Linked DNA regions of Homo sapiens: region 1 is linked to region 2. A link is a loop called in an ENCODE intact Hi-C map of the cell type or tissue named here. Cell type or tissue: dorsolateral prefrontal cortex. All regions are shown on one strand.

Region 1 (2,500 bases), 110 kb before region 2:
TGCATATAAATATTTAAATATTACATATAGATATGTACATAGTATTTTTTATATGGATGGCAGGTAGAATAGTAAATTCTGAAATACACTTTGGAGTGATTCTTGTATCTCGGTATTTTATCAGAGCTCCAATAAAGGATGGAGCCTTCTTCATGAAACAAATTATGTACAATTTGCTAAGAGGAAAAATAAGCACGCATTTAAAAAAAAATTCTCAAAGTATAAATAACAGATAAAAGGCAGCCTAGCTATGACTTCATTGTGCCTCAGTTTTCTCACTGAAAAAAATGGAGATAATGATGGTAACTACATGACAAGGTTGTTATGAGGAATAAGTGAGTTAATATTTATAAAGCTCTTAAAACATTGGCTGGTGACATCATTACATAACACGTGAAGTGAAAGTTGTGATTACAGCGTGAGTCTCCTGTTAGTTCCCAGTGGTCTTCATCGGGAGTCAATGGTGCCCGGATCTGGGATAGTACCCTGCTTCATGTCCTTTTTGGTCATCTTGTTTCTGTGCCTCATGCCTATGTGACATGCATCTTTATACCAGGCTGATGGGTTGCTTAAGGCTTCCACATATTTACAAAGTATTGTTAGTTTCTATCTGCAGCTGATTAGCTTGCAGCATTTAAAATAAAGAAAGATTCTACCTTAACTCACAGAGCTCTGAACCTGTATGTGCCATATCAACGCTTTTTGCTAATTTTGTTTTCTTTGCAAAATCCATGGAAAGAAGGAACCCAGGTGACCTACATTCATGAATGACTTCTACAAAAGCTCTCCCTTGGTGGAACTTTCCATAGGAAACATTTTTATGGACTTCAGTTTTTTTTAGGTATGAAAAACAATCTCTCCAGGGAACACTTACTACATCGCCCTGACACAGTTTTCTTCTGTAGTTGTTTCCAGTCTTTTCATTCCAAACATCTTTATGCTACAGCATCTGACGTTAGCTGCCCACGAGCCTGTCTTCAAGGGTGGTGGAGTGGGATGTTGTGGAGATTCATTCTGTTCTGCACAAAGGCTTGAAGAAAGAGGAAAACAAAACAAAAACTTGAGGCAAAAAATTCTAAATAGGTTTCATCTTCTTTATTGATTCCAGACGGCTGATGACGTAAGGGCGGTATTGAGAAGTGAGACTCCCTGGGCCTCTCTGAAAACAGTGCCCTGTTCCTGTAGCAATGTCTCCTACGGGTAGGGCTGGGGCTTGCAGGCACTCCTGTTATGCATTTGCAATCCTATTTCTAAGGGGTACAGGAGGTATAACTAAACTGAGAATATTAGAGGGAAGAAAAGACATGCCTGAATTTTCTACCAGAAAGTATATAAATATTTAAACAGCTCTCATAAGTTTGAGAAATGGCTGTAAAGAAACAAGAGGGAAACTTAAAAAGCTCCCCAATGAGGAGGACCCAGAATAGGCACTGGACCCAGTGAGGAAGACCCAGAATAGTCATTGTGTGAGAAATGCATGTATGGACATAGTCAGCATTTTGGAAAATAAGTGGAGATAGGGTGGCATGAGGATGAAAAGACACTCCAGCTACCTTACCCAATGATACAGAAGCCAACTTCAAATTGTAGTTGGTAGATTACCAACCACTGTAGCTGGTAGATTACCAACCAGCCAGTTGTATGTTTCTACTGAGCAGGAAAAACAATACACATCACTATTCCCAAATGCTTAATTTATTAAGTAATTTATTAAATCCTTATAGCATATAAGCTTCTGTAAGATGAGAAACAAAATGATACCCCAAAGAGAAAAATGTAAGTAAATATAATATAGCTGATAATTCAGCTTTCATCTATAAATAGGTATGATCAGTGTCTTCATCTATATGTAATGAATATTAGTTTTTTAAAAATGAAGAACTACATTACGGCATATAATGTCTGCCTCAGAATGGAGATATATGAGTTTTAGATGAGATTCTGAGCATCAGATACACTTGTGATAGTCTGTATTTTAATCAAGATGCCATATAAACACTTTTGAACATAAAGTTGTCTAATATTCATTATATGTCAAAAAATAGATGGGGCAATGTAATATCACATCTCACTGGGAATGAACACTGGAAAACTGAAGAGCAAATGCTTCATATACACATAAAATTCTTGGTTTAGAAACTACTTGACTTCCTTTATTTAAAAAAAATTTTAAGTAAAAATAATTTCAAACCTTTCCATTGGGCAACAGAACTGATGATTCACATACCCTGTTTTCGATGGAACACCCACATTTTTCAGTGGAGTGAATATCAAGAAGTTTTTCCTGCTGAAACGTGGTAACATAGTTTTGATGTCTGGTAGCTCTTCAAAGAGAAACCATCTAAATGCAAGGGTGTGTACTGCAGCAGAGTGGTTTTGTGTGCAACTTCTCAGAGGGCATGGACACAGGTGTCTGCATTTGGGCCAGGTGGCTCCACCCTTCCAGAGACAGCTGATTACCAAGGTTTGCACACACACAAATTTTTCTCTGTCAAGCTAA
Region 2 (2,500 bases):
CTGACTCTGCCACCCTCTCACTGAGTGATGCTGGACAAAGTGTTTTTTTTCCACTGGCCTCAGTTATCACATCTGTGGAATGGCCACAACAACCACCCCTAAACTACAGGGCTGCTGGGGGGATTCAGTGAGCTCTTTCATGTACGCCACTTTGAAGAATGGCTTGTACATGATAAATCCTATAAGCCTTTCTTAAATATATAAACAATAGATGTTCTAGTGAGGGAAACAAATGTATTTTATATAATTTTACTGTAATCAAACAGCAGGCGGGGAATTTCTCAAGTATTGCCTATGTTAAAGGAAAGATGAGCTGACAGGACAAATGAAAAGGAGACTATTTGGCATGCACCTGGGATGTCATCCCAAGCAGGTTGTGCCTGCAGTGCAGTACAACTGCATAACGGGGACCTAAGAGAGGGTTGGAGGGCTGCGCTAGAGAGGTGTGCAGGCTCATTAGCCGGTCCTGGTGGCACGCGCCTGTAATCCCAGTTACTCAGAAGGCTGAGGCAGGAGAATTGCTTGAACCGAGGAGGTAGAGGTTGCAGTGAGCTGAGACTGTGCCATTGCACTGCAGCCTGGGCGACAGAGTGAGACTCTGTCTCAAAAGAAAAACAGAAAAGATAGGAGGGCAGACTCTCCTGGCCACAATGAGAAATCAGACCCCTTTCTCCTCTTTCAATTATCTGACTCTTGTTTGGAATTTCTGCTCTAAAACTTGAAGTCTGAGGGGAAATGTTTGCTTGATTTGTGTTTCCTCTGAGATTGAATTTGACTGGAGATAATGCTGGCATACCCAAAAGCTGCATGTCTGCAAATATCTGCCAGTTCTATTCTTGAAAATTGACATATGTCCACATTCTACGGAGGGATGCTTTTGCGATCCAATTAGAAATAATGAAGCTCACAATATTACACAAGAAGTCAATTCCCAAGAGCTAACAGTGTCCCATACCTAGCACCGTGGCCCAGGGGAACCCAGAGAGCAACTCTCTTCCTCCAAATGGACATAACAAGCAGGTACTTCCAACACCAGCCGGCTTTGCTGCTCAATTTTCAGAGGATGCCTATCTGTGATAAAGGGGTGACTTCCACACTTGCTTCAACAAACCTACAGGTAGATTTAGAACAATGGCTTCTGTCTCACATAATTGTTCTTTAAACAAGTGCTTTCTTGATTGGAAAAGTGATGATTTTATTTCATTTTATTTTTAGAAAAAAAAAAGTCACTGAGCACTGGATGCCGAGGACAGCTGGAGTGCGTGGGATGTGGGACGCTATTTTTTCCTAGCTGCTTTGGAAACCAAGCAGATGGGTGGCTACTTGATGACATCAGGGGCCATGGATGGTGCATTCCAGCTGCTGACCACATGAACACGTTTACTATGGGCAAAGAAGAGAATTTCCCTCCTGCGCTCTGCTTCTCCCTTGGTCCCAGCTTCCTTAGATTGTTTTTCTGGGCTATTGAAATCATGTCTGCCTCCTTCTCTCTGAAATACACAGCCATGGAGAGTCTCCATGGGGAAAAGAATTTCCAAGTACTTTTTGTGAAACGTGCAAAGGGGCTTTGCAGGATTCAGGTAACTTGCTCAGAGCATGGAATTTCTAAATGAAGCAGTGCCGTCAACTTTCTCCCAAGTTGTGTAGATAAGACAAAGCAGTGCTCTCAGGAGAGCTTGGCTCACAGCAGAGGGTTGGAAGTGAGTTTCCTGCAATCACAGTGGGAAGGTCTGAGGTCTTCCTCCTAGCCGGAGACATTCGTCTGCTGTTGGAATGGAAACCAGTAATGAAAAGATAACACTGTATATGCATATTTGCACTTTACAGTTTGCAAAGAGCTCTATACTTTACACATGACAAATGTGATTTCAAATACTCTCAGCTAAACACCAACTACTGGGGCCTCTTGTGTTTGCAAGACAGCCAAGCCTTCAGACATAGGCTCAATATTTCATGGCTGATGAGATGTAAAATCCTCTCCTACGATAAAAGCGTCTGTGAATGTGTGAGTGACAAGCGGCATGGCGTCGTGAAACACGTGGGCTCCAGTCCTGGCTGTCCCAAGTCCCTCTCTGAGTGACAGTCTGCTCATCTGTTGAATGGGGATTATTCCCCGCATTGCCCACCTTACAGGGTTAGGTGGGGTCAGAAGAAAATCCATTTGAGAAACTGCCTTGGAAATTATAAAGTTTTATGTACATGTTACTAATATTACGAATAGTCTAAGGCTGACATACTCTCAGGAATATTATGATTCTACATAGAATCTTTATCAGACAATAAACCTAGACTTCCCAAAGACCTTACCTCTTTGTTAAAACAAGAACACTTTATATCACATCCTCTTTGGCATTTCCCTCAGAAAAGGCCTGGAACAAAACCATGTAGACCGAATTCGGTCTGTCTGGTGCTTTTGGCGTTGCATTTTTTTTTTCCTCCCTGCATTTCTCATTTAAGCTTGACAATATCCCTGTGAAGTAGGTAACACCTCTGAGACTTC

Evidence for each region. Peaks named below come from ENCODE experiments on the same cell type or tissue, not always from the same donor. Only the 100,000 strongest peaks of a DNase experiment are listed, where the experiment ranks them.
Region 1: it touches region 2 in a loop (14-fold over the local background); 1 of 110 quality-filtered maps calls a loop at or near these places.

The regions. Positions count from the first base shown.
Region 1 is chr2:7,291,378-7,293,877 of GRCh38, forward strand. No RefSeq gene overlaps it. Among named protein-coding and RNA genes, the nearest start is that of GRASLND, 370 kb to the left of the region's middle. In dorsolateral prefrontal cortex, no CTCF peak of the experiment used is centred here; a DNase peak (open chromatin) is centred at 980; H3K27ac peaks cover 2,001 bases.
Region 2 is chr2:7,405,205-7,407,704 of GRCh38, forward strand. No RefSeq gene overlaps it. Among named protein-coding and RNA genes, the nearest start is that of LINC01871, 320 kb to the right of the region's middle. In dorsolateral prefrontal cortex, no CTCF peak of the experiment used is centred here; a DNase peak (open chromatin) is centred at 1,312; H3K27ac peaks cover 2,053 bases.